Regions from separate parts of the Homo sapiens genome. Here region 1 is linked to region 2. Evidence: chromatin contacts called from ENCODE POLR2A ChIA-PET data. All regions are on one chromosome and are shown on one strand. The core of a region is the stretch at or near the end of the contact, and the rest is flanking DNA. Distances in the headings are between cores, read along the strand shown. Region 1 holds the start of NR1I3 (nuclear receptor subfamily 1 group I member 3). Region 2 overlaps ADAMTS4 (ADAM metallopeptidase with thrombospondin type 1 motif 4).

What was found. ChIA-PET counts read pairs that join two places held with the same protein, here RNA polymerase II (POLR2A).
Region 1: POLR2A ChIA-PET joins it to region 2 with 19 read pairs in activated naive CD4-positive, alpha-beta T cell. The contact joins the promoter of NR1I3 here to the enhancer-like site in region 2. POLR2A ChIA-PET finds 5 or more read pairs at or near these places in 4 of 52 experiments (GM10248, WTC11, activated B cell and 1 more).

The regions. Positions count from the first base shown.
Region 1 is chr1:161,236,724-161,241,707 of GRCh38, reverse strand. NR1I3 (nuclear receptor subfamily 1 group I member 3) reads left to right here and starts at 3,505. Exons shown (of 9, transcript NM_005122.5): 1 at 3,505-3,667.
Region 2 is chr1:161,182,643-161,187,492 of GRCh38, reverse strand. ADAMTS4 (ADAM metallopeptidase with thrombospondin type 1 motif 4) reads left to right here. Exons shown (of 9, transcript NM_005099.6): 9 at 1-3,191. Among named protein-coding and RNA genes, the nearest start is that of B4GALT3, 7.6 kb to the right of the region's middle. RefSeq lists enhancers at 1,725-1,774, 2,545-2,744. Within about 2 kb of position 1,517, at least 19 of the 41 ENCODE cell types and tissues checked have a DNase peak (open chromatin) inside an H3K27ac peak, as active enhancers do.

The DNA of each region.
Region 1 (4,984 bases), core at 2,256-4,755, 52 kb before region 2:
TTCCACTTTCTCACATTGGACTAGTCACCAAGTTAGGTAACATAGGAAAAGTTAGTTTGTGGGGGATTGACAATTCAATTTGAGACATATTGAATTTGAGGTGTCTATGTGACATCCAAGTGGAGTCATCTAATAAACTGTTGGGTATATTGGCCCTTGTATAAGCTATCTAAACACTCTGAGCCTCAGTTTTCTCATCTGTAAAATGATGATATTACCTATCTTACAGTGTTAACACAGGCAAGGATTTTTACATAGTACTCTGCTCATACTGGGTACACAAGAAGAATAAATTAAGGGAGCAATTAATACCTATAATATTATACATAGTCTTTACCACAACCTTAAATCAAACATTTAAGGTTTGATTATATATTTTCTTTTAAGACCTAGGAATTCAATTTATGTATTCAGTCTTCATAATTAATCTGGAAGTGTCTCTGTAATAGGGACTCTCTTTTGTCTCTCCTTCTGGTGCCTAATCATGAGTGGACACTTGATAACTTATTGCTGGAGTAAATTGTCAACTGTGAAAATGGATTGGCACCCAAGTATGGAGGGCCCTTGTCCTTCTCCTGTAGTCTGTCTCCCAATTGGCGATACTACCATCCACTCAGTCACCCATGCCAGAAACCTGGAGTCATCTTTAATTCCTCGTCCTCTTTCTTAATCCAGGCACTCTAGTAGTCACCAAATTCCAATAATTCCACTTTCCATGTATTTCTCAAAACCCTCTCCTCCCCTACATCCTTCCACTATCTTAGCTCCAGCTTAATCTTCTCTCACCTACATTATGGCAATAGCTTTCTTCTTCTTCTTCTTTTTTTTTTTTTTTTTTTTTGGTAGGGGGGACGGAGTCTTCCTCTGTTGCCCAGGCTGGAATGCAGTGGTGCAATCTCGGCTCACTGCAACCTCTGCCTCCCAGGTTCACGCCATTCTCCGGCCTCAGCCTCCCAAGTAGCTGGGAGGCACCCGCCACCGTGCCCAGCCAATTCTTTGCATTTCTAGTAGAGACGGGGTTTCGCCGCGCTAGCCAGGATGGTCTCAATCTCCTGACCTCATGATCTGCCCATCTCGGCCTCCCAAAGTGCTGGGATCACAGGCATGAGCCACCACACCCGGCAGGCAATAGCTTACTAACTGGTCTCTTTGCCTTCAGTCCTACCCCCTCAAATCCAACAGCCAGCAGAGTAAATGATCTAGAATATAGACATGACAATGTCATTTCACAGCTTTCTCTTTCAAAGTTTCCTGATGGACTCAAAGTGTTTAGCCTGACACATGAGGTCTCCTGTGATCTGCCTACATCTCAGCCTTATATCCCACCTCTCCAGCCTTATCTCTTCCCACTCCCAGCCTGAAATGTTATACTCCAGTAAGAGAGGCCCGTCTGTGGTTCTACCATATCTACCTTTTTGTATCTGGCTTCTTGACCATCTCAGGTTGCACCCTCTGCCTGAACTGCCTTTTATATTCCCCCTAGCTAACTCATCATTACCCTGTAAAAGTCAACTCAGTTGCCACACCTCCAGAAAGCCTCTCCTGCCTCTTCCTCGACACCCCTTTTCCAAAGCAGAATTAGGTGCCCCGCTATTTCAGTGCCATAATGCTCTGTGCATGGCACCATCACTGATCTGACCATATTTCTTTATATCTGTGTAAAGGTCTGTCTCCCCCATTAGCGATTAAAATTCATGAGGGTAGGAGAGCATCTTACTCATCTTTTAACTCTAGTATCTAAGACATAGGTGGATTCTTGGTCAATATTTGTTGATTGAATAAATTAGTATGAATTGTCAGAGTCACAAAGACACCAACAGATACATACACATAAATATTCTTACCATCTCCCAAGGAACAGATCCAAGCATCTGTGCTCTCTGGAACTCAGTTTATTTCAAAATACAAAGTTATGCATAGTTAGATGCTATACCACTTGAGATTAGGGGTTCTACCAACTCATTCTGGTAACCTAAACAAGGATCTTTTTAACTCAGTCTCTCTCTCTGTGTGTGTGTGTGTGTGTGTGTGTGTGTGTATGACTCCAGCCTGCACTTGGGGTTTTAACTCATCTTTAGAGAAACATTAATTATAATTTAATGCAAATGAAGAAGCAGAAGACATAATAGCAAAACAAAGAAAAATAGGCCGGGCACAGTAGCTATTATTACAGGTGCACGCCTGTAATCCCAGCACTTTGGGAGGCCGAGGCGGGCGGATCACGAGGTCAGGAGTCCGAGACCAGCCTGGTCAACATAAACCCCAGCTCTACTAAAAGTACAAAAATTAGCTGGGTGTGGTCGCTCTGTCACCCAGGCTGGAGTGCAGTGCTGCGATCTCGGCTCACTGCAACCTCTGCCTCCCGGGTTCAAGTAATTCTCCTGCCTCAGCCTTCCACGTAGCTAGGAATACTAGCGTGCGCCACCATGCCTGGCTAATTTTTGTATTTTTAGTAAAGACAGGGTTTCACCACGTTGGCCAGATCTCTTGATCTCATGATCTGCCCAACTCGGCCTCCCAAAGTGCTGGGATTACAGGCATGAGCCACCCCGCCCAGCCAAAAAAAAAATATTTTTTAAAAATAGCACTTTATTATTATTATTATTAGAGATAGGGTCTTGCTATGTTGCCCAGGTTGGATTCAAACTCCTGGGCTCAAACCATTCTCTCCCTGTCTCCAGAGTAGGGGGATGTACAGGGCATGTCACTGTGCCCTGTGGTCACTCTGATTTGATTCTCAGCCCTCCCTAGTTAGGAAGTGAGAGGGCTCTTTCCGTAAGCTCTTACTTAGATCGTAGTCTCTCTCTCTCTCTCTTTTTTTTTTTTTTTTAGACGGAGTCTCACTTGTTCTGTGCCCAGGCTGGAGTTCAGTGGCATGATCTCAGTTCACTGCAACCTCCGCCTCCCGAGTTCAAGCAGTCCTCCCACCTCAGCCTCCCAATTAGCTGGGATTACAAGTATGTGCCATCATGCCCAGCTAATTTTTGTATTTTTAGTAAAGACAGGGTTTCACCATGTTATCCAAGCTGGTCTCGAACTACTGACCTCAAGTAACCTGCCTGCCTCAGCCTCCCAAAGTTCTGGGATTACAGGTGTGAGCCACCGTGCCCAGCCCCTAGTCTCTTAAAAACTTTTTTTGGGGGAGCCTTGTGGAACTGTCACACCTCTTCTTTTAGTACTGACATACTGCGTGTGAAAAAGCTTGCTCTGTCTGTCTGCCTGTCTCTCTCTCTCTCTCTCTCTTCCCAGCTTGTTCAGGATCTCTGTACACAGAAGGCTGCAGATGTAGCCTTAAACTCATCAACAGGGAAAATCTCGATGAGTCTAATAAGCAGCAGCTTCCAATGAGTCACAAGGTTCCCACCCACTGGAGTCCCTCCCCGTGTGCCACCAACCAGCACTTTTGTCATGCTGGGAAAACCTCCCACCCAGGCCTTTGCCCTGAGTCCAGGGTCTGTGCCCTAACCCCACAGTCACTGAGAGCAACTGGAGGCCACATAAAACAGACATCTCTTGTTTTCCAGATACTACGGGTCATAATCCCTAACTCCAATCACTGGCAACTCCTGAGATCAGAGGAAAACCAGCAACAGCGTGGGAGTTTGGGGAGAGGCATTCCATACCAGATTCTGTGGCCTGCAGGTGACATGCTGCCTAAGAGAAGCAGGTAGGAAATCTGTTGGGGACCAAAGACTAAATGTAATAAAATACAGATAATGCTGGGGGCTAGGCATAGTGGCTCACGTGTGTCATTCCAGCACTTTGGGAGGCCAAGGTGGGGGGATCGCTTGAGCCCAGGAGTTCAAGACCAACCTGGGTTACATAACAGACCCCATCTCTACAAAAAAGAAAGAAAAGAGGCCAGGCGCGGGAGCTCATGCCTGTAATCCCAGCACTTTGGGAAGCCAAGGTGGGAGGATTGATCACTTGAAGTCAGGAATTTGTTTTTTTGTTTTTTTGTTTTTTGTTTTGTTTTTTTGGGTTTTTTTTGAGATGGAGTCTCGCTCTGTCGCCCAAGCTGGAGTGCAGTGGCGCAATCTCGGCTCGCTGCAACCTCTGCCTCCCAGGTTGAAGCGATTCTCCTGCCTCAGCCTCCCAAATAGCTGGGACTACAGGCACATGCCACGATGCCCAGCTAATTTTTGTATTTTTAGTAGAGACGGGGTTTCACCATGATGGCCAGGATGGTCTCGATCTCATGACCTGGTGATCCGCCCACCTCGGCCTCCCAAAGTGCTGGAATTACAGGCATGAGACACTGCACCAGGCCTAAGTCAGGAATTTGAAACCAGCCTGGCCAATATGGTGAAACCCCATCTCTACTAAAAATAAAAAATTAGCTGGGCATGGTGGCGGGCACCTTAATCCCAGCTACTCAGGAGGCGGAGGCATGAGAATCACTTGAATCTGGGAGGCGGAGGTTGTAGCGAGCCAAGATTGCACCACTGCCCTCCAGCCTGGGTGACAGAGCAAGACTCAATTTCAGGGAAAAAAAAAAAAAGGAAAGAAAGGAATAAGAGAGGGAGGGAGGAAGGAAGGAAGGAAAAGAAAAAAATATCCTGGTGTGGTGGTGTGTACCTATAGTTCCAGCTACTCAGGAGGTTGAGGCAGGAGGATCCCTTGAGCCCAGGAGTGTGAGGTTACATTGAACTATGATGCACTCCAGCCTAGGCAACACTAGGCAACAGAGTAAGACTCTATCTCAAAAAACAGAACAAACAAATAAACAAAAAAAAATAAACAAAAAAACCAACCTGGGCAACATGGCAAAACCCCATCTCTACAAAAAAAATAAATAAATAAATAAACAAAAATTAGCTGGACATGGTGGTCTGGACCTGTAGTCCCTGCTACTCAGGAGGCTGAAGTGGAGGATTGCTTGAGCCCAGGAGGCAGAGGTTGCAATGAGCAGAGATCTAGCCTAGGTGACAGAGCAAGAACTTGTGTCAGAAAAAAAAGAAAAAGAAAAAGAAAAAGAAAACCA
Region 2 (4,850 bases), core at 268-2,767:
CTTCTCTCCAGTAAACACGGTTCTCCCTGCTAGGCTTGGCCCCCTGGCCCTTCCTGTGGTCCTCCTACTAACCAGGCTGAAGAAGATGGAGACAAGACAATAGTGATCTTTACTCGTTTCATCTAGTTTGCAAAATGAGACCACAGATAGTATGTTTATGGACCTTGATACTATGAGTTGATGGTACAATGAGCAGAGTTCTGTGATAAGTAGATGTAAGGTACAAATACAAACAATATATACGACTGTCCTAAAGGGGTTCACACTGCATTCTGGGCAGGGGAGGTTGTATACTGCTCCCACTCCACCTTCCCCGCAAACAGAAGCAATGGGACAGTAAAAGGGACTAGAAGATAAGAGCCTAATGAGCCCTGAACTGAATGGACTATGAGGGTTATGGAGGGCTACCTTGGGCTGGGCCCTGGAGAACAGGTCATCATGATAGCCCTTCTCACTTTCCTTTAATGTTCATGGAGATACACTTTTTTTTTTGAGATAGGGTCTCCCTTTGTTGACCAGGCAGGAGTACAGTGGTGTGATCTTGGCTCACTGCAGCCTTGAACTCTCAGGCTCAAGCAACCCTCCCACCTCAACCTCCTGAGTACCTAGGACTACAGGCACGAGCTACCACACCCAGCTAATTTACTTTTTTTTTTGGTTGAGACGAGGTCTTATCATATTGCCCAGGCTGGTCTTGAACTCCTGGCCTCAAGGGATCTTCCCACCTCGATCTCCCAAAGTGTTGGGATGACCAGTGTGAACCACCATGCCTGGCCTTTTCTTTTGAGACAGTCTCGCTCTGTGGCTCAGGTTGGAGTGCAGTGGCACCATCATAACTTACTACAGCCTTGAACTCCTGGGCTCGAGTAATCCTCCCACCTCAGCCTCCTAAGTAGCTTGGACTACAGGTGTAGATTCACTTTTAAATCACTTTTCTGCCTGTTATTTTAAGAGAAAGCCCTTCGCTCACCAAGTAGGGTTCTCACTGGCATAAGTAAGTTTTTCTGAAAATGAGACTGAGCTTAGGGGCCACCTCTGTGATTGGGTAAGTAAGCAGGAGCTAGAGTGAAAGAGGGGCAGAGAGAGCTAGCTCATCGAAGAGAAGTGATGGGCATCTCAGCCCTCAATCCCAGGCAAGGCCTGACCCTTTTCTGGAATGGTCTCTGCCTTACCACACCTCCAAGACCCAGATTGTAGGTAGGCTTTACCTAATAGGAGTCCAACAAGTTCTTGCTAGGGATGGGATTGTGGGGGGGCACATATCTCCCTGTAAGAGCCACAGTGAGCTCTGTTTCCCATCTGCCTACTTATTGCCCTCGTGGGCCTGAGCTGGGGTGTAGATATATAAGGAGGAACAGAAACAGTAATAACAGGAAGTAAGGAGGCACTGAAACAATTCAAGTATCTGGTCCTGGAGATGAAAAGAGGAAATGGAAAAAGAAAAGGCATTGAATGACAAGGGATTAGAACCCTGTCCCTAGAGAAGTTCAAGAAGAGTTTGGACAACCATTTTATGAGATGGCAAGTGTTGTGCATGAGTATGTGTTTGAGGTGGGGGAGGAAGTTGAAGCAATAAGTTGGGCCAATTTCCTAAAGTCCCTTCTGCCCCTGAGATTCTCTGCTTCTGTGGTTCAAACAGAGGAAATCTGGACATTTGTCCAGCCACTATTTTTGTAATGGAGGTGGGACAGCCAGGGTTCCTGGAGTGTGCTGTGGAATCGGCATTTACACTTCTCTTCCATCTCTAGTCTCATTTCTGTAATCTTCATACAGTATTACAGTATTTTGTTTTCTAAAATACCAGATTGGCAGTAAGTGACAAAACTAGCATCTCATTGGTCAGGGCTTGTGGGGGAGGAAGGGAGAAGAAAGTGGATTTCAATGTATTAACATTTTATTGGCTGAGAGGATGTTTCTGAACCAATTGAGTACCTTCCCCATTGACTGTTGCTGGGGCCAAGCCAAAATCATTGGCACCACGAGAAACCAGATGACAGCTGGAGGAAACCACGAGTGCTAAAAATGCTCAGAAAGAGGGGGGTCAGGGAAGGCGGGGGAGCAACAACACTGAACAACTTCCCCAGGCAGGATCTTACATGGGGACAGACCCAGGGTACTTAAGTAGCATTAGGAAGGAAAGGGAGGGGAGGAAGTAGATTAAGTATCCCTCACAGTCTTGGCACAACAAACAGGCACCATACACCCACACCAACAGTGACACATTGACATAACACACATCCAACTTCACAGAGACACACTAGCACATTCTCTCTTTTTTTTAAAATTTATTTTATTATTATTATACTTTAAGTTTTAGGGTACATGTGCACAATGTGCAGGTTAGTTACATATGTATACATGTGCCATGCTGGTGTGCTGCACCCATTAACTCATCATTTAGCATTAGGTATATCTCCTAATGCTATCCCTCCCCCCTCCCCCCCTGCCTTTCTTTTTCTTCTTTTTTTTCTTAAGACAGATTCTCATTCTGTCACCCAGGCTAGAGTGCAATGGCGTGATCTCGGCTCACTGCAACCTCCACCTCCCAGGTTCAAGTGATTCTCCTGCCTCAGCCTGCCAAGTAGCTGGGATTACAGGTATGCACCACCATGCCCAGCTAATTTTTTGTATTTTTAGTATAGAGACGGGGTTTTCCATGTTGCCCAGGCTGGTCTTGAACTCCCGGGCTCAAGTGATCTGCCTGCCTCGGCCTCCCAAAGTGCTGGGATTACAGGTGTGAGCCAGGGTGCCTGGCCAACACATTCTGTTGATAATATAGATGCAAATAAGTAGTAGGGAGCGGAAAATGTAAGAATTTTCACCTGAAAATGGATCTGAAGAGTAAAAGATATTAATTGACCTAATCGTGCATTGAGAATTGACTGTTTATCCCATTTATTTGTTCAATAAATAAGCCAATGGGTTGTAAACATTGTAAACATTCCACAGCATGTGGAAAGGACATGGATTTTTGGAGTCAAATTGAATCTAAGCCTTGCTACTTACTTACCTGTAATGATGCAACCTTAATTACTTGATCTCTGTAAACCTCAGTTTCCTTACCTACAAAACGTTTGTACTATTACCTGCCTTATAGAGAGGTCCAGACTTAAGAATATGATGATGTAAATGTTTGGCACTGTGTCTGGCTTTTAGTAAGTGGTCAATAAAGGCCAGTTCTCCTTTCCTTATATCTCTTCCTTTGTCTGCTCCCTGACTTCTAACCCCTGCATTCACGTGAGAAAACAGTTATATCAAGGAACTGTCTAGGTCAGATCTAAGGGCCATTTTGTAAATTTGTGCAAAAAGTTCTGGCTTACATTGAAGGGATGATAAAAGGAAAGACATGGTCCTAATCCTCAGAGTTCACAATCTGGTGGCTGAGACAGTCAAGTAGGACAAAAATTTCAGACTTCTGTGATAGGTGCCATGATCAAGGAGGGGCACCTAGCACAGAATATGAGGCCACAGAAGTGTTTCTGGAGGAGGTGCCTGTCTCTCCTTCTAGAAGTGAGCAGTAAGGCTGGGCACAGTGACCCATACCTGTAGTCCCAGCACTTTGGGAGGCCAAGGTGGGAGGATCACTTGAGGCCAGAAGTTCAAGACCAGCCTGGGGGACATGATGAAACCTGGTCTCTACAAAAAATACAAAAAAAGGCAGGGTGCAGTGGCTCATGCCTGTAATCCCAGCACTTTGGGAGGCCAAGGCAGGTGGATCATGAGGTCAGAGTTCAAGATCAGCCTGGTTTGAGAATCTGGTCTCTGGTTCGAGACCAGACCAGGAGTTCGAGACCAGCCTAGTAGATAGAAGATGAAACCCCATAGCTACTAAAAATACAAAATTTAGCCAGCACGGTGGTGGGCACCTGTAATCCCAGCTACTTGGGAGGCTGAGGCAGAAGAATTGCTTGAACCTGGGAGACAAAGGTGGCAGTGAGCCAAGATCATGCCACTGCACTCTAGCCTGGGCATCAGAGCAAGACTCCATCTCAAAAAAAAAAAAAAAAAAAAAAAAAAAAAAAAAATTAGCCAGGTGTGCTTGTGCACGCCTGTAGTCCTAGCTACTCAGGGAATGGGGTGGGGGCTGAGGTGGGAGGATCACTTAAACTCAGGAGGTGGAGGCTGCAGTGAGCTGTGATTGTGCCACTGCACTCCAGCCTGGGTGACAGAATGAGAACTTGTTTCCAAAAAAAAAAAAGAAAGCTGTAAGACTGCAGGGAACCCATGGATGGTGGGAGGGTGTCAGGGGGGCATGATTTCTGTTTGCTAGGTCAGGTTCAGGTTCTTCTATGTTATACAAAACCAAAGTGAGGTAAAGAGGTAAAGAGAACAGACCAGAAAACCAGAAACTGGAGGATAATATGGTAAGAGAAAGAGCTGAGTGGGAGAGAGATCTGGAACAACAGTGTAGGCTGAGGGGAGTTGGAAGGGATAGTTTTGGGAAGAAATAACATCCAAGTAGAAAATGTTGAATGGAAGAGGGAGAGGAATATTTTTTTTTTTTGCAACAGAGTCTCCCTCTGTTTTCCAGGCTGGAGTGCAGTGGCGCCATCTCCACCTCCCAGGTTTAAGCAATTCTCTTGTCTCAGCCTCCCGAGTAGCTGGAATTACAAGCGTGTGCTGCCACACCCGGCTAATTTTTGTATTTTTAGTAGAGACAGGGTTTCACCATGTTGGTCAGGCTGGTCTCGAACTCCTGACCTCAGGTGATCCACCTGCCTCGGCCTCCCAAAGCGCTGGGATTACAGGCATGAGTCTCTGCGCTCGGCCGAGACAGAGGATTTTAAAGACATTGGGCTGTCCATTAAAATGTGCTCCTAATCCACTGCCCCTTTCCCCTGTCTCTGATA